Regions from separate parts of the Homo sapiens genome. Here region 2 is linked to region 1. Evidence: chromatin loops called from intact Hi-C (ENCODE). Cell type or tissue: Caco-2. All regions are shown on one strand. Links, peaks and the distances in the headings refer to the core of each region. The heading gives the core; the rest is flanking DNA.

What was found. A loop is a pair of places that touch in the nucleus more often than their neighbours do. Peaks named below come from ENCODE experiments on the same cell type or tissue, not always from the same donor. Only the 100,000 strongest peaks of a DNase experiment are listed, where the experiment ranks them.
Region 2: a loop joins it to region 1, with 2.6 times the contacts of the local background. A loop is called at or near these places in 8 of 110 quality-filtered maps.

Annotation. Positions count from the first base shown.
Region 1 is chr7:4,953,102-4,970,101 of GRCh38, forward strand. It overlaps MMD2 (monocyte to macrophage differentiation associated 2), which reads right to left and starts at 6,086. Exons shown (of 7, transcript NM_198403.4): 1 at 5,870-6,086. The coding sequence starts at 5,916. In Caco-2, for the core only: no CTCF peak of the experiment used is centred there; a DNase peak (open chromatin) is centred at 7,340.
Region 2 is chr7:4,843,630-4,858,375 of GRCh38, forward strand. The region is part of intron 2 of RADIL (Rap associating with DIL domain); the gene reads right to left. It overlaps PAPOLB (poly(A) polymerase beta), which reads right to left. Exons shown (of 1, transcript NM_020144.5): 1 at 14,109-14,746. Among named protein-coding and RNA genes, the nearest start is that of PAPOLB, 11 kb to the right of the region's middle. In Caco-2, for the core only: a CTCF peak has its summit at 6,015 (motif pointing right); a DNase peak (open chromatin) is centred at 5,972.

The sequences.
Region 1 (17,000 bases), core at 3,915-11,914:
TACACCATGCCCAGCCAAGGAAGTCATCTTAATCCCTGTTTCCTCCATCCCTACAGTTCCCCATCTCACCTGGACGTATTCCTATCTGAAGTGTTATCACATAGTTATTATCTGTTGTCTGCTTCCCACAGAAGAATGTGAGCTCCAGGAGGGCAGGGAATTGTCTTGGTCAGCACCGCCTGGCTACTTCCAACAGGTGCACTTGGCAGCTGGAAACACCATCAATATCAACACATTCCTACAACTCCTGAACTCCTGCAGATGTAGGGCTACACATGACCTGTATAAAACCCAATTCCAATTCTTTACACTGGCAACTAGATGGATGTTGAACCCTCAGCCTGAGTGGTTTCATTTTCGTGTGATTCAGTCTCTTTTTTTTTTTTTAAGATGGAGTCTCACTCTATCGCCCAGGCTGGAGTGCAGTGGCAAGATCTTGGCTCACTGCAACCTCTGCCTCCCAAGTTCAAGCAATTCTCCTGCCTCAGCCTCCTGAGTAGCTGGGACTACAGGTGCATGCCACCACACCCGGCTAATTTTTGTATTTTTAGTAGAGACAGGGTTTCACCATGTTGGTCAGGCTGGTCTCGAACTCCTGACCTCAGGTGATCCACCTGCCTTGGCTTCCCAAAGTGCTGGAATTAAAGGCGTGAGCCACCGCACCCAGCCTCAGTCTCATTTTCATAAAATATTTTGGTTTTATTGAATTACTTTGGACTTTAAATTTTTACAGTTGTTCATCTGAAATTTACATTTTGCCTTTTATCGTATTTTTTGGAGATGGAGTTGTTCTATCACCCAGGCTTGAGTGCAGTGGCACGATCATAGCTCACTGCAGCCTTGAACTCCCAGGCTCAAGGGATCCTCCCACCTCAGCCTCCTGAGTAGCTGGGACCGCAAGCACACAACCATGCCCAGCTAATTTTTTTCTTTTTGGAGAGGCTGGTCTCAAACTCCTGGCCTCCAGAGATCCTCGCACCTCAGCCTCCCAAAGCACTGGGGTTACAGGCATCAGCCACTGCACCCAGACAGTTAGGCTTCTTATGCACTGGATATTAAAGTGGTATCTCATTTTGCATTGTCTTGGTTACCACTGCGAGGGAGCAGTTCTTCACATGCTCACCTGTGTTCTCTTCCAAGAAATCCCTGTCCGTGTCTTTTACATTTTCTATTTGGTTATTTGTCTTTTTCTATTTCTTATTCTCTATATATTTTGGATATTAATTACTTGTTGGTTAAAGGTGTTGCAAATATGTCCTTTGCACTGTGGCTTGTCTTCTACTTTCTTCATGGCATTTTTGATTAACAGAAACTTAATTTTTTTTTCTTTTTTTGAGACGGGGTCTCCCTCTGTCACCCAGGCTGGAGTGCAGGAGCTCAGTCTCAGCTCATTTGCAGCCTCGATCCCCAGGCTCAAGCAAGCCTCCCACCTTAGCCTCCTGAGTAACTGGGACTACAGGCACACTTCACCATGCCCAGCTAATTGTTTGTATTTTTTGTAGAGATGGGGTTTCACCATGTTGCCCAAGCTGGTCTTGAACTCCCGGACTCAGGTGCTCCTCCCACCTCGGCCTCCCAAAATGTTGGGATTACAGGCATAAGCCACCTTGCCCGGCTGCAACTTAATTTTTAATGTAGTCAAGTTCATCAATCTTTTTTTTATGATTTGTACTTTATGTGCCTTCAGAACCTTACCCCAAAGTTCAAAAGTTATTCTTTTATAGATTCTCAAAGTTTTCAACTTTTTAATTTATTTCATGTTTACATCTTTCATCCCTCTAAAAGTGTCTTTTCTGTATGGTGTGAGGTAGGGTTCCTATTCCACTGTTCTCATCTGAATAATGAATTGTCTCAGTACCACTTATCCAATAGATCATCCTTGCCTAGGTTTATCAGCAACACCATCTTTGGTAAAAATAAAATGCCTTTTAAAAAGTTGAGATGGGATCTTGCTATGTTGCCCAGAGTGTTCTCAATCTCCTGGCCTCAAGTGATCCTTCCTGCCTTGGCCTCAGGTGTAGCTGGGATTACGGGCACGTGCTACCACACACAGCTTAAAACACCTTTACATGCATGAATCTATTTCAGGCCTCTTTATTCTGCTCCATTCGTCAATTTGCCCAGCCATGCACCAACACCATACTGTCTTAATTCTTACAGCTTTATGATATGAATGTTTCTTGATGTAGAAAAGCCATTCCAGGTGACCAGGTGGTTACTTACATCAAAGACTCTAGGTTAGAACCTAGGGGGTTAGCTGGCCTACCACCCGCTGAGAAACAGAGACTCCAAGAAGGACAGCATTTTTTACAATGTCACACAGAATTTAATTTGGAATACCCATCTCTCACCACAGAAGATACCAATACGGTAGACACAATCTACATGTGGTTATTGAGCACTTGGAATTGACTAGCCCAAATTCAGACGGGCTGTAAGTATAAAATGCACATTAGATGAAGACTTGTGGGGAAAAAAATGTAAAATATCTCCTAAATAATTTGTTCATATTCATTGTATACTGATATAATAATGCCTTGGATATAAAGAGTTAACTAAAATATATTCTAAAAATTATAATAATTTCACCTGTTTATTTTTACTTTCTTATAACAAGATGGAATATTAGGCACACATTAAACTGAGTGTCTACTAGAAAATTTAAAGCTGGCCGGGCGTGGTGGCTCACTCCTCTAATCCCAGCACTTTGGAAAGCCAAGGTGGGTGGATCATTTGAGGTCAGGAGTTCGAGACCAGCCTGGCCAATATGGTGAAACCCTACCTCTACTAAAAATACAAAAATTAGCCAGGCGTGGTTGCGGGCATCTGTAGTCCCAGCTACTTGGGAGGCTGAGGCAGGAGAATCGCTTAAACCTGGGAGGCGGAGGTTGCAGTGAGCAGAGATTGCGCCATTGCACTCCAGCCTGGGTGACAGAGTGAGACTCCAACTCAAAACTAAATAAATAAAATAAAGCCACATCTGTGGCTTGTATATTACTCATGGACAGCCCTGGATTATACCATTAAATTCATTCAATCAGCTGGGTGCAGTGGCTCATGCCTGTAATCCCAACACTTCAGGAGGCTGAGGCAGGAGGATCACTTGAGCCTAGGTGCTCAAGACCAGCCTGGGCAACATAGTGAGACCCCATCTTTACAGATACTTTTTTTTTAATTAGCCAGGCATGGTGGTGCACACCTGTAGTCCCAGCTACTCAGGAGGCTGAGACAGGAGAATCATGTTTGCCTAGGAGTTTGAGGCTGCAGTGAGCTATGATCACACCACTGCATTCCAGCCTGGGTGATAGAGTAGATCCTATCTTTAAAAAAAAAAAAAATCACTTAATCAAGAAGCCTTTACTACAGACCTAATTTGTGGACTGTACAGTTGTAAAGACTGCACAACGAGGAAGGGAACAGAAATAGAACTAATCCATGCGATCCATTTCCTCCCTGGACCCATCACCCATAGAAGCTGCATTGGCCCAAGCATGAAAGACTGGCCCGTGCTCCAGCTCCAGATCCCTATTCCAATTCCAGAGCAGCCAGCGCAAGTGTCCAAATCTAGAGACCATTTAGACCAGCTCTCATGACTTTACACATCAACCCACTGGGGTCAAGAGAGGTTGAGACATCTACCAAGGTCACACAGCAGGTGTGGGACAGGCCCGGGCTGGTTGCTGAGACTTCAGAGCTCCTTCCCTTCATGTCCACGTCGGCAGCCTTAAACCCAGGGTTTCTCTCTTTCCCGTGAACAGTCCACCAACTTACGTCTCACAAAATCCCCTGGAGCCAGCCTTTACAAGTCCAAGTGCCCACTTTGGGAGGCCGAGGTGAGAGGATCACTTGAGCCCAGGAGTTCAAGACCAGCTTGGGCAACATGGCAAGACCCCGCCTCTATTAAAAATACAAAAGTTAGCCAGGCTTGGTGGCAGGCGCCTGTAGTCCCAGTTACTCGGAAGGCTGAGGCGGGTGAATCACTTGAACCCGGGAGGTGGAGGTTGCAGTGAGCTGAGATCACGCCACCGCACTCCAGAGTCGGCAACAGAGTGAGACTGTCTCAAAAAAAAAAATATATATATATATATATAAATTATCTGGGTATTGTCGTGGTCCATACCTGGAATCCCAGCTACTTGAGGCTGAGGCAGGAGGATCGCTCAAGCCCAGGAATTTGAGGCTGTAGTGAACCATGATTGTGCCACTGCACTCCAGCCTTAGTGTGGGTGACAGAGCAAAACCCTGTCTCAAAGAAAAAAAACAAAGGCCGGGGGCGGTGGGTCATGCCTGTAATCCCAGCACTTTGGGAGGCCGAGGCGGGGGGATCACGACGTCAAGAGATTGAGACCATCCTGGCTAACGCGGTGAAACCCCAGTCTCTACTAAAAATACAAAAAATTAGCCGGGCATGGTGGCAGGTGCCTGTAGTCCCAGCTACTCGGAAGGCTGAAGCAGGAGAATCGCTTGAAACCAGGAGGTGGAGGTTGCAGTGGGCCGAGATCATGCCATTGCACTCCAGCCTGGGCAACAAGAGCGAGACTCCATCTCAGAAAAAAAAAAAAAGTAAGTCCAGTCCAGTCACACAATCTGGTCAACAGAGTCAATCCGCAGGAACTTATCCTCAAGTCCTTCCCAAGTGCATCACATCTCTGGGTGGGATTCCCCATTTAGGAGAGATAGACTCATCATGTCCCCCAGGGGGAAACAGAGGGTGAGACTGAGGGGGAAGGAAGGGTTCCGTCCTGTCCGCCAGCCTTCCCTACCCTGGACACCATCCTAGCCCTGAGCTCCTCTTGTCAAGCTGTGCTCAATATGACCAGAACTTGTGGAGACTTCAGGAGCACCAGGGCACTCTCAACAACCAGTTGCAAGTGACAAGCCACACTGATGTGAGTAGGAAGAATACTGCCAGCCCATCTCCCACTCACCACCCACTGGAGCCTCAGCACACACCAGGCCCCTCTGTTCACGAAGGCAGGGGACCCCAGGTGGCAGAGGGGGAAAGGTGACCTGGAGGACAGCCTGGTGCCCCCTCCAAAGAGGCCCCCGCGGGCTGCTCCCAGCAGACGGGTCTGTGCTCGCCGAAGACCACTGGGGACCGAGGAGCAACTTTAGGAGGGGATTTTTCATGCCAGCTTCCAGGCAAGCACATCTCCCAACAAAATCTTAAAGATATGTAAAAGGAGAAACCCCCTCCCCACGCCCACCTTCTTCACTGGAATTCCAAGCAACAGGAGCCTAACTTCTACTCAGATATCACAATGTCTGTTAATCACCATTTTACAAAAGAGACGGAGGTTCTGAGGGGACCACGGAGTTCACACTATGAAAAGACCAGGATGTACAGGTGCCTCCCCCCACCGCACCCCGAGCCTCAGTTTCTCCATCTGAAAAGAGCACTTACTCTTTCCTCCGACTTGCTGGAAGGGTGGACAGAGGTGGTACCAACGCCTTTTACCATGAACAAGAGTGCCCAAGAGAGACCGAGCGTAACTGCCCGAGCGTAGCTGGCCTGGGCTCCAGGCGCTGCGCAAAGTGCTCTGCAAGGACCAGCTCGCTTAATCCTCACGGCGACCCAGGACACGGGGACTCGCATAACCCCCGTTTTGCAAACGTGGAAATGAGGTTCAGAGAAGTGAAGCGACTTGCCCAATGGCACCCAGCGAGGAGGCGCGGGCGCCCCGGTTACTCCATCCCAGCGAGAAGACGAGGCTGCCTGGGTCCTGGTTTTCTCGGGCGGGGGTCAGGGGTCCGCCGATCCCCTCTAGCGCTCCGGGCGGCGGGGCCCGAGAACCAAGGTGGCCTCCGCGGCCCCCGCCGCCGCGCGCCCCTCCCTCCCTCCCCGCGGACCTCCGCGGCCGCCGCTCACCTCGCGTATTTCGTCTTCTGGAAATCCAGCAGCCGGGGGGCGAACATCGCGGCGCTTCCATGGGAATCTGGCCCCGGGCTCAGAGCGCGGGTAGCTGGCAGAGCCTGGGGGGCGCGGCGGCGGCAGCAGCAGGTTGGAGGGCGCGCGGCGGGGGCCAAGGGGACCTGGTCGGCGCCCGGAGCCGGAGCCGGAGCCCGAGCCGGAGCTGGAGGCGCCCGGAGCCGCCGACGCCAAATCCCGAGCAGATGGTGGCGGGGGCGGGGCGGGCGGGGGCACGGGGGGGCTCCCGGGCTCGCGCTGCCAATCGCCTAAGCCCGGCCCCCTCCCTCCCGCGACCCCGCCGCCTCCGCTGAGGTGGAGGAGGGTCGTGGGGAGATGGGGGGGTGGGAGAGGTGGGGGTGAGGAAGTGGGCGTAAGGAGTGGGGGCGGGACGGGGGGGGTCCTGGCTGCGCGCGCGAGCCACCCATCGCCCAGGCCTGGGGCGGCCCTGGCCCCGGCCCCTTTTCCCGGTGCCCTCCCTGGAAGCCAGGAGGTGGGGGGTTGGTGGGGTGGGGAGCGGGAAGTGGTAGTAGGGGGAGTGGGAAGGATTGGGAAGGCGGGGGCGCCAGGTGGGTGGAATGCAAAGTTGCGGGGCTGAGGGAGTCGGGGAGTGGGAAGGGGACGGGAGTGGGAACAGGGGGTGCTGGAGGGGTTGGGGGAAGTGGGAAGTGGGGGGTAAGGAGAGTGGGAATGGACGTGGGATGAGTGGGAAGTGGGGGCGTTGGTGGGGAGTGGGGGACTTGGGGGTGGGGGAGCGGAAAGTGGGGGGTTGGGGGGAGTGGGGGACCTGGGGGTGGAGGGAGTGGAAAGTGGGGGAAGTTGGGGGGAGTGGGGGACCTGGGGGTGGAGGGAGTGGGAAATGGGGGTGTTGGGGGGTGGAGGGAGTGGAAAGTGGGGGGTTGGGGGGAGTGGGGGACCTGGGGGTGGAGGAAGTGGGGGGTTGGTGGGAAGAAGGGGAACTGGAGGTGGAGGGAGTGGGAAGTCGGGGTGTTGGGGGGGGAGTGAGGGGGTTAGTGGGAAGAGAGGGACTCCGAGGTTGGTGGAGGTGGGAAATGGGGGTCTTGGAGGGAGTGGGGGACCTGGGGGTGGGGGGAGTGGGAAGTGGGGGTGTTGGAGGGAGCGGGGGACCTGGGGGTGGAGGGAGTGGGAAGTGGAGGAGTTGGTGGGGAGTGGGGGACCCGAGGGTAGGGGGACTGGAAAGTGAGGTTGGTGGGGGGTGGAGGGAGTAGGAAGTGGATAGGGGACTTCCCAATCCAGCCCCTTTTTCCCAGGTATCCTCCACCAGTACTTTTTCCAGTGAGGAGAAAAAAGCCCTCCAGGGCTAGACAGGGCTGGACCGACCCCGCTGGCCCCAACTTGGCTGGAAGGACAGCGGACACTGTGCCCGTCGTCCCCAGTGTAGCTGGGCCCAGCACCTACCGCCTGCCTGTGGCTTGCTTGCTCCCCCCACTGCCTGGCTCCCTACTGCCACGTCCCTGCTAGGCACAAGGGCCCCTATGGGACCTGCCCGGGAAGGGTCAGGGCCTCTGGGAAAACCCTCTTCCCCCAAGACTTCATGACTCTGAGGACCCTCCTGACCGCCATGACAGGGTCATTTGCATCTGGTGGCTGGATTCCCGAGTACAAATTCCAGCTTTCTCCCGTAGGAGACCTGGCCCAGGTTCTGGGCTTTGGAAAACCAACCACCCTATGGGAGGCTTGGAACCCCGGGGGGCTGATGGAGGGAAGACAGGCTTCCATGTGAAAGACATGCCAGCGGCACCTGAGGAACCCTAGGATTGGTCCCCAGATCCAAGAGAAGGCCCTTCGTTTGCACACACACTTCACCCTCCTTCCCAAGCCCCAGCCCCTATTCCTTTTTATTAATACAGTAATGCTTTATTTGAGATCCTGCTGAACATTCAGAAGATAACCCCACCCACTCCCTCTGCCCCCAGGGAGCTAGGACCAGAAGTGGGAAAAAGACAAAGGACTTCACCTTTTTTTCTTTTTTTTTTGAGACGGGGTCTTACTCTGTCGCCCAGGTTTGAGTGCAGTGGCGCCATCTCAGCTCACTACAACCTCTGCCTCTCGGGTTCAAACGATTCTCGTGCCTCAGCCTCCCAAGTAGCTGGGACTACACGCGTGCACCACCATGCCCAGCTGATTTTTGTATTTTTAGTAGAGATGGGGTTTCACCATGTTGGCCAGGCTGGTCTCAAACTCCTTGACCTCAGGTGATCTGCCCGCCTCAGCCTCCCAAAGTGGGGAGATTACAGGTGTTGCTGACTCCATCTAATTTATTTCGCCACTTCCACTGGGGAGGACCAGAGGGTTATAAGTAGATGCCTTCAGAGGCCATGGCAGGGCTGAGGGCTGGGGGGTGGGGTGGGGGATGGCTGAGGTGGGGACCAGAAGAGGGAACAGGAGTGCTTAGGAGGCAAAGGCCACCAGACCACCCTGATGATGGATTAGAAGTGGCAGATGCAGCCGGGCACGGTGGTTCATGCCTGTAATCCCAGCACTTGGGGAGGCCAAGGCAGGCGGATCACGAGGTCAAGAGATCGAGACCATCCTGGGACTATAAGTCCCAGCTACTCGGGAGGCTGAGGCAGGTGAATCGCTTGAACCTGGGAGGCGGAGGTTGCAGTTAGCCAAGATCGCGCCACTGCACTCCAGCCTGGGTGACAGAGCGAGACTCCCTCTAAAAAAAAAAAAAGAAAGAAAGAAAGAAAGTGGCAGATGGTCTCTCTCTCTCCTGGAGCTGAGACACTCTTCTGCCCTGGGACATGAGAACTCCTGGTTTTCCAACCTCTGCCTCCAGGATCTCAGCCTCCGTCCCAGCCTCATCTATCTATCTATCTATCTATCTATCTATCTATCTATCTATCCACCTATCTATCTATATTTTTTTAAGCCAGGTGGGGTAAGCCACTGCTCATGCCTGTGATCTCAGCATTTTGGGAGGCCAAAGCAGAAAGATTGCTTGAGGCCAAGAATTCAGGACCAACCTTGGCATGGTGAAACCCCATCTATACAAAAAATTTTAAAATTAGCCAGGCATGGTGGCATGCGCCTGCAGTCCCATCTCCTCAGGAGGCTGAAGCAGGAAGATCGCTTGAGCCCAGGAGTTGGAGGCTACAATGAGCTATGATGGCACCACCGCACTCCAGCCTAGGCGACAGAGTGAGACCCTCTCTTAAAAAAAAAAAAAAAGACAAGGGCCAGGTACGGTGGCTCACGCCTGTTAATCCCAGCACTTTGGGAGGCCAAAGCAAGTGGATCACCTGAGGTCAGGAGTTCCAGACCAGCCTGGCCAACATGGTGAAACCCCATCTCTATTAAAAATAAAACAAATGAGCAGGGGGTGGTGGTACACGCTTGTAATCCGAGCTACTCGGGAGGCTGAGCCATGAGAATCACTTGAACCCGGGAGGCAGAGGCTGCAGTGAGCCGAGATTGTGCCACTGTACTCCGGCCTGGGTGACAGAGCAAGACTCTGTCTGAAAAAGGAAAAGAGAAGAAGAAAGAAGAAAGAAGAAGAAGAGGAGGAAGAGGAGGAGGAGGAGAAGGAAGAGGAGGAGGAGGGAAATGAAACAGAAGAAATGACTTTTTAGGCATTGGTGCATAGTCAGGAGGAGTCCCATTCTTGAAGCCTTGTTTCTGCCGCGTGTCTGGCATCTACATTTGCGTGTCCCAGCTGGGATGCTGTGCGTCACAAGTCACAAAACAAGCGAGACCTCGGATAGGAGCAATGAATGCCTCCTATCCCCTCCTGCCGATGAGGGAAACTGAGGCTCATGGGCTGGGGACCTTCCCAAGGTCACAGGGCCTATGGGGGCAGGACTGTCCTGGAGCCCAGCTGGGCTCTGGGCTGATTTCCCGACACAGAACTCCTGCTCTGGTGATTTCTCGGACCTCCAGAAGATGGAAGTCAAACAGAAGTAGTAAGCAAAGCCAAGCCCTGCATGCCATGGCATCTGCCCTGACCTTGACTTCTATGGCCCTTGCTCTGACCCCACAGGTCCAGGCCTCGCTGTCCACTGCACCGGGACACACCTGTCCCCAGGTACCAGCGACACCTCTGCCCCAGCCAGGCTCAGACAGCCACTGGTAACCACAGCTCCCAGGAGGCTGGGGCTGGGCCTGTCCAGGGTCCATGGCCTGCCGCCCTCTTCCTGGCCCCAGCCTGCTGTTGACCTTCGAGCCGACCTTGGCAATGGAATCTTTAGGGCCGCAGAGGGGACCCCCGAAGTGAAACTCAAGCCTAGAAATGGATTTTCTGTTTCTCCAAGAGCAAAAGATGTTGAATAAAAAATTAGTTACTATTTTTACTGTCGGGATCCAGTTGTTATGGCAACTGAGGGCCTGACTCCTGCTCAGGAGGAGGCGGGGTTGGAGTATGATGAGGGAGAAGGCAGGGATGGGGCTTGGGGCAGGCACCAGCTGGGGGACAAGCTGGTGCAGGCGGCAGGTCTGCCCCTCCAGACAGAAGTCTCCCCGTCTGCTCGCCTGATTGTGCTCACCTGACTGTGTTCCTAATGACCCTGTCTCCCTTTAGCCACACTCACCTCCTGCCACCTCTGAGGGCTCCAGCTTGGCCCAGCCTGGTCACCTAAGCCTCTCTCTCCACTGCCTCTGGGAGTGGGTGGTCGTGCCCTCATCTCCAGATGAAAACCGAGGCCCCTGCCTCAGGGACAACTCACACTGAGTAGATCACTCCATCAACCTCACCTGGCCAAAACCCTCCCTCCGTCCCTGCTCTCCGTCTCAAGGTAGCACCAGTAGCCACCAGGGCCAGGTTGATGGCAATTGAAAGTTTTGCAGGTTTGCCAGGAGTGGTGGCTCACACCAGTAATCCTAGCACGTGAGGAGGCCAAGGTGGGAGGATCACTTGAGGCCAGGAGTTCAAGACCAGCAGCATAGCGGGACCCCATCTCTACAACAAATTAAAAATTAGCTAGGTGTGGTGGTGCACACCTGTAGTCCCAGCTACTTGGAAAGCTGAAGTAGGATCACTTGAGCCCAAGAGTTTGAGGCTGCAGTGAGCTACAGTCGTGCCACCGCACTCCATCCTGGGCAGCAGAGCAAGATTCTATCTCTAAAAAAATAAATTTAAAGGCCAGGCACGGTGGCTCACACCTGTAATCCCAGCACTTTGGGAGGCTGAGGCAGGCAGATCACTTGAGGTCAGGAGTTTGAGACCAGTCTGGCCAACATGGTGAAACCCCATCTCTACTAAAAATACAAAAAATTAGCCAGGCGTGGTGGTGTGCATCTGTAATCCCAGCTACTTGGGAGGCTGAGGCAGGAGAATTGCTTGAACCCAGGAGGCGGAGGTTGCAGTGAGCCAAGATTGTGCCACCGCCACTCCAGTCTGGGTGACAGAATAAGGCTCTGTTGCAAAAATAAATAAATAAATAACTTAAAAAGGAGAAAGGTGGAAAAGGGAGAGGGTGGATAGGGCTCAGGAGGATCGGGGAGTGAAAAATTACAAAAAGTATAAAGCAGGCATTGGTCCACGTGAAACCATCTGGGTTTGCTATCGGTGCTTATCCAAGTTAGGTTCCTGCCCTCCCCTGGAGGCTGGGACACAGGAGCCCTCTCCTCCTGCATTGCTGGAACAAACTGTAACTTCTGGCAGCCTTGAGCTTTCTCAGGCAGGCACTTTTAGAGAGACAGGGGCCATCCTAGGGATGCAACCTTGAGCGGCTGGAAACGAGGTTCGTGTTTGTTCAAGTTTTTATGGGCCAAGGCTGAGGCCCAGCTGAGAAAGCGCTCAAAAGAGCCGGGCTGGAGTTTGGCCAAGGAGAGTGTCTTTGCCGGCGGCCTGGGGGTGGCCCTAGGACGGGGAAACAACGTTGCCTGGGGTATTAGGGTCTGAAGGAAGTCAGGGAAGTCTTCTCAGCTGAGTCTTGCAAGATGGCTGGAAAACGAGCAGGAGGACAAGAAGGAGCAGGTGAGAAAAAGGCATCCAGGTGGGGAAGTGAGTTCCAAGCAAAGGGAACAGCATCAACAGCACCTGTAGGCAGGCATGGTAGCTCACGCCTGTAATCCCAGCATTTGGGAGGCCAAGGCAGGCGGATCACTTGAGATCAGGAGTTCAAGACCAGCCTGGCCAACATGGCGAAACCCCACCTCTACTAAATATACAAAAATTAGCCAGGCATGATGGCAGGTGCCTGTAATCCCAGCACTTTGGGAGGTCAAGGCAGGAGGATCACTTGAGGTCAAGAGTGTGAGACCAGCCTGGCAAACATAGAGAAAACCTGTCTCTACTAAAAATACAAAAATTAGCCAGATGCGGTGGCGTACGCCTGTAGTCCCCACAGCTACTGGGAGGCTGAGGCAGGAGAATCGCTTGAACGCTTGAACCTGGGAGGCAGAGGTTGCAGATCACACCACTGCACTCCAGCCTGGGGGACAGAGAGAGACTCTGTCTCAAAAAAAAAAAAAAAAGAAAGAAAAAAGAAAGAAAACACAATACCCACATTTGTGTCAGGTTATGGCATACAGAACCTGAACTGACGCTGATACTAAATGTAATAGTCTAACTCCCCCTACCCATTTTTTTGAGACAGGGTCTCCCTCTGTTGTCCAGGCTAGAGTGCAGTGGCATAATCATGGCTTACTGCAGCCTCGATCTCCTGGTCTCCAGCAATCCTCCCACCTCAGCCTACCAAGTAGCTAGGATCACAGATGCACACCATGACACACCGCTAATCTTTTAATTTTTTGTAGAGACAAGGTCTCACTGTGTTGCCCAGGCTGATCCCAAACTCCTGGGCTCAAGCGATCCTCCTTCCTCAGCCTCCCAAAGTGCTGGGGTTACAGGCATGAGCCACCCCGCCCGGCCTTGACTCCCTTTTTGATGTTTAACTGCTTGTGATATTGTGATACAATAAGAAATATTATTTGGTTCCTTCCCTTGGTTCCTGAGGCAGAGCTTCTGAAACCTTTGCAGACGGGGGCACTAGGAGGATCTTTAGTTGTAATATTTGATCTTTGACTGTTTCCTGACACAGAGCTCCTAAGACCTCCGTAACGTCCTGAGTGATAGGAGCATCTTTTGTTCTAGTGAGGTGACTCCTGGGGGGCTCCTGGGTAGCCTCAGGATGCGGGGGCTAGTTACCAGGTGAACCAACCACATGATTAGAGGGTTAGAACGTTTACTCCTCCCCCTGACTTCCGGAGAGGGGAGAGGGACTGACAAGTGAGTTTATCACCAATGATTCAGTATATCATGCCTATGAAATGAAGCCTCCAAAAAACCCAAGAAGGGCGGGGCATGGTGGCTCATGCCTGTAATCCCAGCACTTTGGGAGGCTGAGGTGGGCAGATCACCTGAGGTCAGGAGTTTGAGACCAGCCTGGCCGACATGGTGAAACCCCATCTCTACTCTACTAAAAATAAAAAAAATTAGCCAGGCATCGTGGGGCGTGCCTGTGGTCCCAGTTAGTTGAGAGGCTGAGGCAGGAGAATTGCTTGAACTCAGGAGGTGAAGGTATGGTGAACTGAGGTCACGCCACTACACTCCAGCCTGGGTGACAGAGCAAGACTCTGTCTCAAAAAAACAAAACAAAACAAAACAAAAGGACAGCACTCGGAGAGCTTCGATGCTGAACTTGTGGAGGTGCCGGGAGGGTGGTGTGCCCAGAGAGGGCATGGAAGCTCCACCCCTTCCCACAAAACTTGCCCCTTTGGCCTCGGCATCTGGCCATTCCTCTGCATTTTCCGTAATGCCCCTTATAGTAAACTGGTAAACAGGCCGGCCATGGTGGCTCACACCTATAATCCCAGCACGTTGGGAGGCTGAGGCGGGCAGATCACTTGAGGCCGGGAGTTCAAGACAAACCTGGCCAACATAGCAAAACCCTGTCTCTACTAAAAATACAAAAATTAGCCAGGCGTGGTGGCAGGTGCCTGTAATCCCAGCTACTTGGGAGGCTTAGGCAGGAGAATCGCTGGAGCCCAGGAAGAGGAGGCTGGTTGCAGTGAGCCGAGATCACACCTCTGCACTCCAGCCTGGGCGACAGAGCAAGCCTCCGTCTCAAAAAACAACAACAACAAAAGTGCTTTGTGTTAAGTATAGAGTGGTGTGAGAGTAGGAAACACACTTTGGTCTTATTTTATTTTTATTTCAGAGACAGGGTCTGGTTCTGTCACCTGGTATGATCACAGCTCACTATAGCCCTGAACTCCTGGGTGCAAACCATCCTCCCACCTCAGCCTCCCTAGTAGCTGGGACTACAAGTGCACACCATCATGCCTGGCTACTTTTTTTTTTTTTTTTTGTAGAGAATGAGGGTCTCACTATGTTGCCCAGGCTGGTCTCAAACTCCTGGCCTCAAGTGATCCTCTTGCCTCAGCCTCCCAAAGTACTGGGATTATAGCCATGAGCTACCACACACTGCCTATTTTTATTTATTATAAAAAAAAAATTTTGGCCAGGCATGGTGGCTTGTACCCGTAATCCCAGCACTTTGGGAGGCTGAGGCAGGTGGATCACTTGAGGCCAGGAGTTCAAGACCAGCCTGCCCAACATGGCAAAAACCCATCTCTACTAAAAATATAAAAATTAGCTGGGTATGGTGACACATGCCTGTAATCCCAGCTACTCGGGAGGCTGAGGCATAAGAATCAATTAAGACTGGGAGGCAGAGATTGCAGTGAGCCGAAATCATGCTGCTACACTCCAGCCTGGGCAACACAGGCTCTGTGTTTTGAGACTCTGTCTCAAAAAAAAAAAAAAACATATATATATATATATATATATACACGTATATATAATATACGTATATACGTATATATATGTATATATATACGTATATATATGTGTGTATATATACGTATATATATGTATATATATACGTATATATATGTGTATATATACGTATATATATATATACACACATATATATATGTATTTTTTTGTAGAAAACGAGGTCTCACTTTGTTGCCCAGGCTGGTATCAAGCTCCTGGTCTCAAGTGGTCCTCCCACCTCAGCCTCCCACTGGGATTACAGTCATGTCAGTGTACCCGGCCTATTTTTATTTTTAATTTTTAATTTTTAATTTTTTTGTAGAAACATGCTATGTTGTTTAGGCTGGTCTCAAACTCCTAGTCTCAAGCAATCCTCCCATCTCAGCCTCTCAAAGCACTGGGATCATAGGTGTAGGCCACCATGCCTGGCTTTGTTCTATTTTTAAATCTTTTTTTTTTTTTTTTTTTTTTTTAACAGCGTCTCATTCTGTCGCCAGGCTGGAGTGCAATGGCGCGATCTCGGCTCACTGCAACCTCCGCCTCCAGGGTTCAAGTGATTCTCCTGCCTCAGCCTCCCGAGTAGCTGGGACTACAGGCGTGCGCCACCACGCCCAGCTAATTTTTGTATTTTTAGTAGAGACAGGGTTTCACCATGTTGGCCAGGCTGGTCTTGAACTCCTGACCTCAAGTGATCCACCCACCTTAGCCTCCCAAAGTGCTGCGATTCCAGGTGTGAGTCACCGCGCCCGGCCAAAGCTTAAATAGTGCTGAAAGCTTTTAAGTATCATTTTCCCTCTTCCCCTGTGACTGACATCTGGGGAAGTTGATAAGAAGCCTCAGTGCTCCCTCCTTTGCCGCCAATGGGAGCTTTAAACCACACAAGCCCCTGAGTGCACAAACCCTCACCCAGTCACACCCACCAACCACCATACTAACCCTGAGCCAGTCTCCTTTCCCTGTTCTCGCAAGACATTTTATTTATTTATTTATTTTTAGACGGAGCCTCGCTCTGTCGCCAGGCTGGAGTGCAGTGGTGCGATCTTGGCTCACTGCAACCTCTACCTCCCAGGTTCAAGCGATTCTCCTGCCCCAGTCTCCTGCGTAGCTGGGATTACAGGCGCCCTCCACCCGCCACCACGCCTTGCTAATTATTTGTATCTTTAGTAGAGACGAGGTTTCACCATGTTGGCCAGGCTGGTCTCAAACTCCTGGCCTTGTGATCCACCTGCCTTGGCTTCCCAAAGTGCTGGGATTACAGGCATGAGCCACCACGCCCGGCCTCTTTTAGTTATTTTTAAATGTACAATTTGGCCGGGCGCGGTGGCTCACGCCTGTAACCCCAGTACTCACTATGTTGCTCTCATCAAGATCAAGAGACTCCATCTCTACCAAAAATACAAAAATTAACTAGGTGTGGTGATGCGTGCCTGTGGTCCCAGCTACTTGAGAGGCCTAGGTGGGAGGATTGCTTGAGCCTGGGAGGTTGAGGCTGTGGTGAGCCGAGACAGCACCACTGCACTCCAGCCTGGGCAACAGAGTGAGACTATGTCTGAAAAGGGAAGGGAGGGGAAGGGACGGGAAGGGAAAGTAAGGGAAGGAGTAAGGGAAGGGAAGGGAAGGGAAGGGAAGGGAAGGGTGGGGGAGGGGAAGGGAAGGGACAGCCTTGGAAAATAAAAAATGAAAAACAAAATTAAAGAAGGAAATGAAAAGTAAGCCAGAGGAAATGTATGCAATACTAAAATCTTATATCCAAACTATAAAAAGAACACTTACAAGTCAACTCTGAGAAGACAAAAACAAATCCAATTTTTAAAATGGGATTTAAAAAATTTGAACAGAAATTTCACAAAAGAAAATATACAAAAGGCCAGGGCTGGGCACAGCGGCTCACACTTGTAATCCTAGCGCTTTAGGAGGTCAAGGTGGGAGGATCACTTGAGGCCAGAAGTTCAAGACCAGCCTGGGCAACATAGCGAGACCCCATCTCTAAAAAAAAAAAATCATATAAATTAGCCAGGAGTGGTGGCATGTGCCTGTAGGCCCAGCTACTAAGGAGGCTGAGGTGGGAGGATCGCTTGAGCCCACGAATTCAAGGCTGCAGTGAGCTATGATCATGCTGCTGCCGTCCAGCCTAGACAATGCTGTGTCTAAAAAAAAAAAAAAGAAAGATATTCAAAAGGCCAATTAGCACAAGAAAAGATGCTCAACATATTAGCCAGCCGGGAAATGCAAATCAAAACCACAGTGATAGACCATTACCTGTCCATTACAACAGCTGAAATTAAAGACTAGTGATACCAAGAATGGCAACTGGACCTCTCCTTCAGTGCCAGTGGGAAAGTAAAATGA
Region 2 (14,746 bases), core at 2,599-10,598, 110 kb before region 1:
GGCTGGGTGCGGTGGCTCATGCCTGTAATCCCAGCCCTTTGGGAGGCTGAGGCAGGTGGATCACCTGAGGTCAGGAGTTCAAGAGCAGCCTGGACAACATGGGGAAACCCCGTCTCTACCAAAAATACAAAAATTAGCCAGGCATGGTGGTGGGTACCTGTAATCCCAGCTACTCGGGAGGCTGAGACAAGAGAATTGCTTGAACCCATAAGGCGGAGGTTGCAGTGAGCCGAAATCACGCCACTGCACTCCAGCCTGGGTGACAGAGCGAGACTCCATTTCAAAAAAAAAAAAAAAAAAAAAGCCTTACGAAGGAACTGTGGCTAAACAGGAACATATTAGCCTCATTTTGGGAACCAATTCTGCCATGAGGGAAACAATTCTAGGGAGAATATATACGTAACTTCCTCTTGCCATCAGGAACAAGACAAGGATGCCTGCTGTAACCACTTCTCTTCAAATTTGTACTAGGTCCTAGCCAGTACAACAGGCAGGGAAAAATAGGGGAAAGATACAGGATTGAAAACAAAGAAGTTGCCAGGCGCAGTGGCCAACACCTGTAATCCCAGCACTTTGGAGGCCGAGGCAGGCAGATCACGAAGTCAAGAGATCGAGACCATCCTGGCCAACATGGTAAAACCCTGTCTCTACTAAAAATACAAAAAATTAGCTGAGTGTGGTGGCACGCGCCTGTAGTCCCAGCTACTCGGGAGGCTGAGGCAGGAGAATTGCTTGAACCCGAGAGGCAGAGGTTGCAGTGAGCTGAGATCGCACCACTGCACTCCAGCCTGGCAACAGAGTGAGACTCCATCTAAAAAAAACAAGAAAAGAAAAGAAAGAAGTTCAATTATCATTATTTTGCAGACAATGTGATTGTGTATGTAGGAAATGCAAAAGAATCTATGGAAAAATTATTATAATTAACAAGTGAATTTAGCAAGGTGACTAGACATGGTGAATAAGCAAAATTCAGGCTGTTTTGTTTTGTTTTTGAGAGAGGGTCTTGCTCTGTCACCCAGGCTGGAGTGCAATGGCACGATCACAGCTCACTGCAGCCTCCACCTAACTGGGCTCAAGCAATCCTTCTGCCTCAGCCTCCCAAGTAGCTGGGACTACATGTGCACACCACCACGCCCAGCTAATTTTGTATTTTTTATAGAGACAGGGTCTCACTATTCTGCCCAGGCTGGCCGCAAACTCCTGTGCTCAGGCAATCCTCCCGCCTCAGTCTCCCAAAGTGCTGGGATTACAGGTATGAGCCACTGCACCTGGCCAGTAATATATTTAAAGATCAGAAGCAAATCATGTTGGATTCATGACCCAGGAGTCAACCACATGTGGCCCCTGAGTGCTAGGACTGAGGAAAGGGACCGAATTAAGAAACGAGGGGTGTTAGAATTTGACCTACGTAGGAAAAAAAAAAGGAAGAAAGAAGCGAGAGGTGTCCTGTATATGAAAATTATATTTACAGAATACTTTAGAAACCTAACCTAAAGAAAGCTAATGTAGGCTGGGCATGGTGGTTCATGCCTGTAATCCCAGCACTTTGGGAGGCTGAGGCGGGAGGATCACTTGAAGCCAGGAGTTTGGGAGCAGACTAGGCAACACAGCAAGACCCCAAATCCACAAAAATAAAAAGATGAACCAGATGTGGTGGGACACGTCTTAGTCCCAGCTACTCAGGAGGTGGAAGCAGGAGTACCACTTGAACCCAGGAGATGGAGGCTGCAGTGAGCTATGATTGTGCCACTGGGCTCCAGCCTGGGTGACAGAGCAAGACCTCATCTCTAATAAATGAAGTCAGAAAATGAAGGCATATTCTGAGAAAACACCAGAATCCCATCTCTAATCGATCAATAAATGAAGTAAATGAATGCATACACTAAGAAAACACCAGAATGAAAAGCACCAAAGCGTTGAAAATGATTCTCTCCGGGAGGTGACCTGACAGGTGATTTCTCCTCCTTTCTCTATACTTTCACTTACTTTCCAAATTTTCGGCAAAATGAGAGGTTCCATTTTTTTAGACGGGGAAGAAATTATTTTTTTACATACTCTAGGGTATTATTTCCATGATGAAACTTGGACCGCCTCACACTAATTAGAGTCTTACTCAGGGAACAACAATCGCGCTCTCTGAAAAGCAACTGAAAACCTAATTAAGATAATGGGTAACTGAGGAGATAAAATGCTTAAGCCATTTGTTAGGCAGACACAGATGGAGACAGAGCTCTCCGGGGCTGTGCCGAGGAGAGAGCAGCGTGGCGTAACCGAGAACTTCCTCCAGCCGAAACCAGGGGCTGTAGCCAGTTACCCCGGGAAGCTGTGAGCCCTTCGTTAGAGAGGGTCACGGTGACCAGCGAAGCACAGTCCTGCTCACCGCGTCCAGCATGGCGCTGGGCACGCCACCAACAGCGACAGCCCTATGGAGGGCGCTGTTTCATCTCAGGCACCACTGCTTATTTGTCTCTTTTGTTCCAGAGCTACAATCTTCTTTTTTTTTTTTTTTTTTTTTTAAAGAGACGGAGTCTCGCTCTGTCACCAGGCTGGAGTGCAGTGGTGCGATCTTGGCTCACTGCAACCTCCGACTCACTGCAACCTCCGACTCCCTGGTTCAAGCGATTCTCCTGCCTCAGCCTCCTGAGTAGCTGGAATTACGGGTGCCTGCCTCCATGCCCAGCTAATTTTTATATTTTTAGGAGAGACGGGGTTTCACCATGTTGTCCAGTGTGGTCTCGATCTCCTGACCTCGTGAGCCACCCGCCTCAGCCTCCCAAAGTGCTGGGATTACAGGCGTGAGCCACCGCGCCCGGCCCTATTGCTTTTTTAAGTATCTTGAGTTTTAACTTTGGTGGGGGAGTCTTTCCTTGCCATCTAGAAAATGATTCCAACTCCCTTCCCTCCCCTGCATCTGTCTTTTTTTTTTTTTTTTTGAGACGAAGTCTTGCTCTTGTTGCCCAGGCTGGAGTGCAGTGGTGCTGTCTCAGCTCACTGCAACGTCCGCCTTCCAGGTTCAAGCGATTCTCCTGCCTCAGCCTCCCAAGTAGCTGGGATTACAGGTGTGTGCCACCATGCCTGGCTAATTTTCGTATTTTTAGTAGAGATGGGGTTTCACCATGTTGGCCAGGCTGGCCTCAAAACTCCTGACCTCAGGTGATCCACCCACCTCAGCCTCCCGAACTGCTGGGATTATAGGCATGAGCCACCGTGCCCAGCCACAACCACATTTTTTAATGGACAAGGATTTGAATAAACATTTCTTCAAAGAATAAATATACATGGCCAATAAGTACAGTAAAATACAATAAAAAATGCTCAACATCATTAGTCATTTGGGAAATGCAGAGGAAAACCAAAATAAGATACCACTTCACACCCACTACCATGGTTATAATAAAAAAGGTAAACAGGCCAGGCATGGTGGCTTACACCTGTAATCCCAGCACTTTGGGAGGCCAAGGTGGGTGGATCACTTGAGGTCAGGAGTTCAAGACCAGCCTGTCCAAGATGGTAAAACCCCGTCTCTACTAAAGATACAAAAATTCCCTGGGTGTGGTAGCAAGTGCCTGTAATCCCAGCTGCTCATGAGGCTGAGGCAGGAGAATCGCTTGAACCCAGGAGGCAGAGGTTGTAGTGAGCCAAGATGACGCCAATGCACTGCAACTGGGCAACAGAGCAAGACTCCGTCTCACCAAACAACAACAACAAAAAAGTTAAACAATATCAAGAGTGCAGAAAGACTGGACCCCTCATACACGATTGCTGGAAAGTAAGATGGTGCAGCCATTGTGGAGAACAGCTTGTCGGTTTGTTAAAATGTTACACATGAATTTACCTGTGACTCATAAGTTCAACTCCTAGGTATATGCCCAAGAGAAGTAAAAAATACACGTCCACGCAAATGCTTATGCACAAATGTTCACAGCAGCATTATCCAGAATAGTCAACAAGGGAGAAATAATCCAAATGTCCATCAACGGGTGAACAGATGAACAAAATCTATCCATACGATAGGCTACTGTTTAGCAATGAAAAGGAACAAAATACTGATGATACCTCTTACAACATGGATGAGCCTCAAAAATATGCTACGTGAAAAAAGCTAGATGCAAAAAAAAAAAAAAAAAAAAAAAAAAACACACAGGTATGACTCTATATATACGAAATATCTGGAAAAAGCAAATGTATAGAGCCAGAAAACTGATCAGGGGCTGCCTGGGTCTGGGGGTGGGACCGGCTGACTGCTAATAGACACAAAGGATCTTTTGGTGATGAAAACGTGCCGGCCGGGTGCAGTGGCTCTCGCCTGTAATCCCAGCACTTAGGGAGGCCGCAGCAGGCGGATCGCTTGAGCTCAGGAGTTCGAGACCAGCCTGGGTGACATGGTGAAACCCTGTCTCTACCAAAAATACAAAAATTAGTCAGGCATGGTGGCACACATCTGTAGTCCCAGCTAACTCGGGAGGCTGAATCGGGAGGACTGCTTGAACCTGGGAGATGGTGGAGGTTGCAGTGAGCTGAGATCACACCACTGCACTCCAGCCTGGGTGACTGCACAGACTGGGTGACTGAGTGAGACCCCGTCTCAAAAAAAAAAAAAAATTGCTAAGACTGGACTGTGATGATGATGATCACACAACTTTGTAAATTTACTAAAAATTCATTCAATTGTATACTAAAAACAGGTAATTTTATGGTATAAAAATACCTCTTATAATAAAAGTTTTTTAAAAAAAAAACCCAGCAAAGACATTTCTTTACGTCATAAGCCCCCAGTCCAACAGAGACAAGGAAGATAGCTCCAAGAAGCTGAAATTGATAAGATATCGAATATATCTGAACATCTTAAAAGAGGGAAGACAACAGAGTGTTAAGGGAATGCGGAAATAATGAAAAGTAGCAAGGAAAAGAATGGACAAGCAAGAAGGACAATAATTAACTACAAAGAAAAATAAAAGTTGGACAGGAAGGAAAAACAATATTTGTATAGACCCATCTTTAGTTGTGAAAAGCTATACATGATCATAAAAAGGTAAACCCTGATTATTAATTTAAAAAAAAACATGGCTCTATTGAGAAGATCGGGCAATAGGAATTGGAAATTTGGAGAGGCGGGTGGTGAAAAGACCTAAGTTCTCATTTTCCACTGAAGGAAGTCACTAGAAAATGTCTGAAATTTTTAAAAACCAAGACATAGTAGGATACGTTTGTTAAAGATAGGGAATTAGGCCGGGCATGGTGGCTCACACCTGTAATCCCAGCACTTTGGGAGGCCGAGGCGGGCAGATCACCTGAGGTCAGGAGTTTGAGACTAGCCTGACCAACATGGAGAAACCTCATCTCTAATGAAAATACAAAATTAGCCGGGCGTGGTGGCATATGCCTGTAATCCCAGCTACTCGAGAGACTGAAGCAGGAGAATCGTTTGAACCTGGGAGGCAGAGGTTGTGGTGAGCCGAGATCGTGCCATTGCACTCCAGCCTGGGCAACAAGAGGGAAATTCTGTCTCAAAAAAAAAAAAAAAAAGGGAATTAAAAGCCAGAAAGAAAGAGTTCACAGTTGAAAGTGGTTATGGGGAGTTCAAAACTGGGAAGAAGGAACGGCTATGGCAGAGAACTGCTGTTTTGCTTTTAATCGGTAATGAGAAACTATTGCTTTAACTGTGCACATATATATATAACTTTGGTGAAAATAAGTAAAAATATTTAAGTGTACATAGTTTTCATTCTACTGCAAGAATGAATTAATGAATGAATGAACGTTGATGGGATCAATTCCATCAACTCCTAAACACACTTGTTTATCTTCTAACATCTCTGGAACTGGAAGGCATCCTGTATTCTGTGGAATGTCGGCCAGGCTGCAGCTGTGAGGCTACAGCTTGGTTTTTGTTGCCTGGGGCAAGGTTCTGAAACATTTCAGTTCATTCAGGACCATCCAAGGCATGAACATGCCTTCCAGCTGTTATCTGCAACAAACCTGCAGACCGAATGGCAGGTGGCTTGGAAGAATGTACTAGAGACAGCAGGGGGTGCCACATCACCAATCCTCTTGAGGACAAAGAAAATGATACTGTGTGGGGAGTGTGGACAGGGACGGCTCTCATTTGAAAAGACTTAGAATCTTAATTCATTTCACTCCTGCATACCTTTCTGCGTACGCACAAAACGAACACAGATCACAATCTGTGTTGAAATAAATCTTTAGCTACAATACAGCTTAAGTACAAAAATAAAAATCCTAGGTAATAAGAAAGTATTATGTCCTAGTTTAATTGTATTTTTTATGGTGGTTAACACTGGTGATCTTACTACTGATAACATCTTTTCTTGGTGAAATATAGTATATGTAGGAATGTATGTTGCAAAATTGTTCCTAACAATCCCCAAATACATAGAGTGTTTCGTCTACACCAAGGAATATTCCATAACCATTAAGATGAATGAATTGGAGGTATAACACACGATGTATTTTCCAGAGAGGATCTGGTATGAAAAATACAGAAAACTAAGTATATGATTCCCTCATTGTTTTCTTTTTATTTTTTTCTTCATTCCTTTTACCCACACTACACAGACGATCCCTTTAAAAAAAAAAAAAAAAAAAAAACCTTTGACAGAAAGAACCCTGTATGTATGTATATACATGTGTAAGAAGTCCCCTGCAGAATAATATAAGCACAGAAAAAGCATGGAAGGTCACTATGGTGGGCAGAATTCTAAGATGGCTCCATGGTCTCTGCCCCCTGGGCTCACTCTGTGATTATGCTGCATGGCAGAAGAGATTCTGCAGATATAATTAAGGTTGTCTATCAGCTGACCTTGAGATATGGAGGTTATTTGCTGGGCCGAACCTAATTACGTGTGCTCCTTCAAAGCCCAGAGTTCTCTCCAGCTGGTCACGGAAGAGAAGTCAGAGAGGTTTGAGGTGTGAGACGTGTGTGATGCCAGGGCAGCTCTCCAGGGCATCACGGGGCAACCTGACAACAGTCACTGGGAGCTGAGAGTGGTCCACGGCTGTGAGCCAGAGAGAGACAAGGGGAGAGATGCAGAGACTTCAGTCCTAAAACCACAAGGAATTGAACTCTGCCAACAACCTTGTGAGTCTGAAAGAGGCCCCTGAGCTCCAGAAAGGAACGCAGCCCAGCCGATACCTTGAGTGCAGCCGTGTGAGACCTGGGCAGAGGGTCCAGCTCTCCCGTGCCCAGACTCCTGACTTGTGGAAAACGTAAGTTAAATAGTATAGTTTTAAGCTGCACTTGTAGTTGCAAGCAATAGAAAACAAGTTCAGGGCCGAGTGTGGTGGCTCACACCTGGAATCCCAGCACTTTGGGAGGCCAAGGCAGGTGGATCATCCGAGGTCAGGAGTTCAAGACCAGCCTTGCCAACATGGTGAAACCCCATCTCTACTAAAAATGCAAGAAAAAGTAGCCGGGCATGGTGGCACACACCCGTAATCCCAGCTACTTAGGAGGCTGAGGCAGGAGAATCACTTGAATGTGGGAGGTGGAAGTTGCAGTGAGCCGAGCTCATGCCATTGCCTGGGTGACAAGAGCAAAACTCCGTCTCAAAAAAAAAAAAGAAAAAAAGAAAAGAAAAGAAAAGTTCGGATTTTAGGGCCAGGAAATGGGGTGCTACTGTAACAAATACCTAAAATGTGAAGGTGCTTTGGTAACCAGGCAATAGGTGGAGGCTAGAAGGACTCTGAGAAGCAGGATGGGGAAAGTCTAGATTCCCTTGAACAGGCTACTAGGAAATGTGCACAGTAAAGACATTGCTTCTTTCTCAGAATAAAGTGAGAACTTTCCTAAATCACCTCAGAGAAAGGCAAAATTGCTGCAAACAGCAGAAACCTAGATGGCTCACAAGACTGCCAGCGAAGGCTCAGAAGGAAGCGAGGGGCATGTTACTGGAAACTGGAGGAAGGAGGGTTCTTGTGATGTGAGGGCAGGGAGCTCACTGAATATGTCATCCTGCAATTGCTGGAAACAGAATTTGCAAATGGTGAACCTGAAGAGATGGCTGAGGAGGTTTCCAAGCAGAGTGTAGAAGGTGCTGCCTGGTTTCTTCTTGCTGCTTATGGTTAAGAGGCAACAGGAGAGAGAGAAATTAAAGAACTGTTCAGCAAAAAAAGAACCAGGACTGGACAAGTTTGAAAATGCGCAGCCTTCCCAGATGACAAGAGATGCCAAAAGTCAGAAATGGCTTCTGATGAGAGGCACAGAGGAAAAACCAAGTGTGGGTCTGGACAACCCTTTGCTGAAACCCAGGAAGACCAAAAGGTCAGGGTACCTGGCCACATAAATGACTCAGTAGAGTCAGGGTGTTCCTCATATATTTTTCTTAGTCAAAACAGAGGACCTCAAGGAAGTTCAAGAGCACTGTCCCTCCACCATCTCACCAGAAGCTGAAAGTAGAGAAGGGATTATCTCAGAGACATTTATGGATGTGGCTTCTGTCTACTGGAGTGAATTCTCAGGAAATCCTCATCCGGCCCACAGGCTCTTCAGAAAATTATACCAGCAGAAACACTGGCTGGCCTAGACTGAAGGGAACAGAGACACTGAAAAATGAAGGGGGTGGCTACAGACAGGAAGTGGCTGATAGACATGCTACCGTCCATGCAGAGGGAAAGATGACTCAGAGGATGAAGCCAAGATCCCAGAGGGTGGCACCAAGAGGACAGAGGGCAGAGCTGAGAGACTACCCCAGGCCTTGGAACGGAACAAAAGAACTTCCACTGGAATTTGCCTCACTAGAGTTCAAAAATGCTTTGGGCCAGGCCAGTGGCACCTTTTTACCTTCCGTTTCCTCCTATTATTTATTTATGTATTTATTGAGACAGGGTCTAGCTCTGTTGCCCAGGCTGGAGTGCAGTGGCATGTTCAAAGCTCACTGCAACCTCAGACTCCTAGGTTCAAGCAATCCTCCCATCTAAGCCTCCTGAGTAGCTGGGAACACAGGTGTGTGACACCATGCCTGACTAATTTTTTATTTTTTGTAGAGATGGGGGTCTTGCTATGTTGCCCACATAGCACAGAGTGGCTGGGATTACAGGCATGTGCCACCACACCCTGATAATTTTTGTGTTTTTGGTAGAGATGGGGTTTCACCATATTGGCCAGGCTGGTCTCAAACTCCTGACCTCATGTGATCCACCTGCCTCGGCCTCCCAAAGTGCTGGGATTACAGGCGTGAGCCACCGCGCCTGGCCCATTTCCCTCACTTTTGAACCAGAGTGATTGTTACCCTATGCCTGTCCCACCCTTGCAAGTTGGGAGGGCTGGGGCAGATATTTGTGTCTTTAGTGTTACAGGTCCACAGATGGAAAGAAATAGCGCCCCAAGAGTGGTACTTAATGGATTATACCCAGACGCCCCATTCACACCTGATTTAGATTAAGATGATGAGATTTTAGACTTGAAGTGATACTATAAGAGGATGAGACTGGGGGACCTTGAGATGGGGTGAGTGTATTTTGCATGTGGGTGTAGCTATGGATCACTGGAGGCCAGAGGGCAGGCTGTGGCAGCCAGAATTCTAAGATGACCCCCAGTGACCCCTGCTTTGCATAACCCGCCCTCCAACCTTGAGCGTGAGTGGGAACTGTTCGTGTCATTTCAAGATTATGTTTTGTTGTATGACAAAAGAGATATTTGCAGATATGTAAATAAGTTTTCTCATCAGTTCACTTTGGGTTAATCAAAAGGGAGATTATCCAGGTGGGCCTCACCTAAACACATGGGCCTTTTAAATAGCAGAAAGGAAGTCAAATACTCAAAGAATGATGGAGATTCCATGTGCCACTGCTGACTTTAAGATGCTGGGGGTAGGCCGGGCATGTTGGCTCACACCCGTAATCCCAGCACTTTGGGAGGCCAGGGCGGGCAGATGACCTGAGGTCAGGAGTTTGAGACCAGCCTGACCAACATGGAGAAACCCCGTCTCTACTAAAAATACAAAATTAGCCAGGCATAGTGGTGGGTGCCTGTAATCCCAGCTACTTGGGAGGCTGAGGCAGGAGAATCGCTTGAACCTGGGAGGCAGAGGTTGTGGTGAGCCGAGATCACGCCACTGCACTCCAGCCTGGGCAACAACAGTGAAACTCTGTCTCAAAAAAAAAAAAAAAAAAATACGCTGGGTGTACATGGAAAGTTATTTGGAAGTGATTTTGAACTTCTAAATATATGTGTGTTGTGAAAGAGAAGACTATCATTGCCATTTACTAGACATTCTCTCCTTCCTCTTAATAGCATAAGCCCTAAGCTATTGGTGAGGTGATGTACCCAGCTAAGAAAAGAGACATTTTCCTGTCTCCCTTGCAGGTAGGCACAGCCATGTGACTACGGTGCAGTCAGTGAAAGATGAGGGGATGCCGCTGTTGGGACTTCTCCGAAAGCTCCATAGGTGGGCAGTTTGCAGGTACACCTTTGCCATTCCCCGTCTTCCTTCTTTCTTCCTGCCTTAAATGAAGATGTGATGGCAGGGGCCCCATTAACCATCCTGCACCTTGAGGTAACCCTGAAGATAGAAGGCATGAACTAGAATGATGGGGCCGAAAGTAGAAAAAGCCTGGTCCCTGGTGACCAGGAAAGCCACCGTTACCAGCCCCGAACTTACTGTTAGGTGAAAGAAAGCTGTATTGTGCCCAAGCTACTCTGACCTGGCCAAATGCAATTCCAAACTGATGAGGGGGCATTAGGTGGGGTTTTCTGTTTGCTTTTGTTTCTGGGGAGGGTGGTGTTTGGTTTTTGTCATTGTTGATAAAGAGGTTACCACTTTGGGCCGGGCGCGGTGGCTCACGCCTGTAATCCCAGCACGTTGGGAGGCCGAGGCAGGCAGATCACCTGAGGTCAGGAGTTCAAGACCAGCCTGGCCAATATGGTGAAATCCTGTCTCTACTAAAAATACAAAAATTAGCTGGGTATGTTGGCGGGCGCCTGTAATCCCAGCTACTCGGAAGACTGAGACAGGAGAATTACTTGAACCCGGGAGGCAAAGGTTGCAGTGAGCCGAGATGGCGCCACCGCACTCCACCCTGGGCGACAGAGCGAGACTCCGTATCAAAACAAACAAACAAACAAAAACAAAAAGATACCACTTTGGTATTGGTTGTTTAATTATATTTCACACATATGAAAGCATTTGTAACTTAGACTAATAACAAAATAAACACCATTTCATCCACCACCCAACCTAAAAAGAATGCACTAGTTCCAGAGTCACATCAACCCTCCCAAGCACATCTTCCTGCCTGTCCCCACCTCTCACCCCACCAAAGGGAATCACTTTCCTGGATTCCGTGTTTAACATGGCCTTTTTTCATTTATAGTTACACCACACATTTTTGGAACCCTAAATTACACTGCTCTACTTTGCTTATTTTGAAACCTTATGTAAATGGTATCACACTGTGTGCATTTTTGTGCTTTTCCCTCAACATGATGACACACAGCTAACACTGACGCAGGCAGCTACGGTCTAATTTCACAACTTTATGGTATTTATTGCATGAATATGCCACCATCCAGCCATTCCCTCATTGATGGATATGTGGATTGTTTGGAACTTTCGGCTACTACAAAACGTTGACATAAACACTCTCATACTCATTTTCAAATGCTTCCTGACTTTTCTACCACCACGAGAAATACCAGAGAAAATTATGGTAGTTAAATGGCACACTGGAGGTAAACTAGAAGGTGTGTAGAGTTCTGGACACGGCTGTGGTCCCACAGACTCTGGTCACCCCAAAGACTAAGGGGATCAGTAAGATGAAGTACATCAGTGTCCCACAGCATGAGGGTGAAGACCTACGAGGAGACTAATTGGAACGCAGAGTGTGGGCCCGTCAACTGTGCTAGATAAGACCAAGCTGCTTCCCAAAGGGGCCAAAACAATTTGCACCATGTTCTCACTGGCACCGCGTTCGAGTTTCCGTTGCTCCTCATCCTCACCATACCTAGACACTGTTAGACTTTTTTATTTTTGTAAAAAAAAAAAAAAAAAAAAAAAAAAAGAAATGCCTCTCTGGTCTCATATTGTATTTTCCTTGTTACTACTGAGATTGGGCATCTTTTCATGTTTATTGGCCGTTCCTAGCTCCTCTTCCGTGAAGTGCTTATGCGCTTCTTTGGCCCATTTTTTAAACTGGGTTGTTGGGGATTTTATTGTTTTCGATTTTTGAGACAGAGTCTTGCTCTGTCGCTCAGGTTGGAGTGCAGTGGCCTGATCTCAGCTCACTGACACCTCCGTCTCCTGGGTTCAAGTGATTCTCATGCCTCAGCTTCCCAAGCAGCTAGGATTACAGGTGCGCATCACCATGCCCAGCGAATTTTTGTATTTTTAGTAGAGAAAAATACAAAAGGTGGAGTTTCACCACATTGGCCAGGCTGGAATCAAACTCCTGGCCTCAAGTGATCCGCTCGCCTCGGCCTCCCAAAATGCTTGGCTTACAAGCATGAACCACTGAATCCAGCTTTTTTTTTTTAGACAGACTCTCACCGTCACCCAGGCTGGAGCGCAGTGGCTTGATCTCAGCTCACTGCAACCTTCACCTCCTGGGTTCAAGCGATTCTCCTGCATCGGCCTCCTGGGACTGACAGGTACATGCTGGGACTACAGGTACATGCCACCACACCCAGCTAATTTTTGTATTTTTAGTAGAGATGGGTTTTTGCCATGTTGCCCAGGCTGATCTCGAACTCCTGGTCTCAAGCGATCCACCCGCCTCGACCTCCCAAAGTGCTGGGATTACAGGCATGAGCTACCGCACCCGGCCTGTTGATCTTTAAAACAGACTTTTTCCTTTGTCACCCTTAATATATTCTGGATAGTAATCATTTGTCAGTTTTATCTTATCACAAAATCTTCTCCCAGCTTAGGGCCTGTTTTTCAGTTTTTTACTTTTCACGGTTCATTATCTGATGAACAAAATCTCTTAATTGTACCAATCTCTTCTTTCATGACTTGAGCTTTTTTGTGTCTTCTTTATGCTGTTACTTAATTTCTAACTTACTGTTCTGTGGTGAGAGAACATGTCCTATAAATCAGATACTTTGAAGTATGTTAAATATTACTTTTGATATAGCAAGAGGTTAATTTTTGTACATGCCCAATGCTTATTTGAGAATAACATGCATTTTCCAATTGTGGGGTGGAAGGTTCTATAATAAACATTCACCAGATCATTCATGGCAAACAATGGCTGATAGGGATGGGTGAGAAATCCGGCCCTGGCCATCTGTTTACATATTGTCTATGACTGATTGCCCTCTACAAAGGCAGAGTTAAGTAGCTGTGACAGAGACCGGATGGCTTCACAAAGCTGAAAATATTTACTATCTGGTCCTTAATGCGAAAAGTCCACCAGCCACTACACCGGACTGTGTTCAAAAACTGTTTCCCTTCTATTTTTATCTGCTTGATATCAATTAATGAAAGGCTGTTTTGAAATCTTCTATGATAATGACACATTTAACAATTTCTGTTCATCTTTGTTATTTTATGTTGAGGCTGAGTTATTAGGTGCAGACAAGTTTTAAATCATTAAATGTTCCTGATGCTGTAGGACTTCTATCATTAATGCATGGTGCTCTTGCCCTTAATAATTATTTTTGCTCTGACACCTACTTGAATAATGTTGTTATTATCCCAGCTTCTTTTCATTAGCGTGCCTTTTTTCCATTCTTTTATTTTGGTTGTGTCTCTTTTAAGTAAAACAGCATACAGTTGGACTTGGTTTTCCCGTGGAATCTGACCATCTCTGCCTTTTTTAATCAGGAAGTTTGGTCCATTTATTGTAGTGACAGTTATACTTGGTTTCATTTCCATGACCATAGATCGTGTTTTCTTTTTACTCTATTTTTTTGTATGCTTTCCCCCTTTCTTTCCTGCCTTCTTCTGGATTCAGCTTAACTTCATTTTTTACTTTTACTTACTTGAAATTTTAACCTTTTCATGTTTCCCTAAACATTACTACGTTCTAGACTTAGTAAGATCGAAAGGTTCATCAGTGACTCTACCCTCCTTCAGAACAATGTAAGTACATCTGAATTCATATCTTAGATTTAAATCGTACTATTGTCCAGTATTTTAGTTTCACTTTGCTTGTTTGCCATTTATTTTTATTGCATTTTTAATGGAGAAATAAGTCATCTGTTTTCAAAACAGTGCTTGAATATACCAGGAGTACAGATACCATAAAACAAAGCAAACTCCACTCACTAGGTACATCACATGAAAAAATGGTCTGACATTCAGGTAATAAAAATTAGAAATAAAAAGTCCCAAGGTTCCAGCTTGGTAAAACAGACACAGTTACAGGTAATGTTTAATAAACTAATTTTTTTCCCAATGTGTAAACAAAATGACCAGACTAAATTTGTGCCTGGCCATTTCAACCTAACGCCATAGCCATTCAAAATACAGATATTGTGCACACTTCACCCGATTTATTATTGTGGTGAAACGGCAAAGATGTGAGAAAAAGAAATACTGTGTACTAGATATCAGAAAGTAATGGTGAAAGAAAAGTCTCTACAGCATAAAAGGACATGACTATATTCCAACTTTGGAAAATTAATGCAGGACAGGAAAAGAGTTTAAGTAATTGCAGTTTAACATGAAAAGTGCAGAGTTAGAGGAGGGACGGGAGGGGTTAAAGCAAGGCTAATTGGAAAGCCTGTTAAGTTTGCTGTCTAGATTAAGAAAGACTCAACTTTCATTCATTCACATCTGTTGCCCCT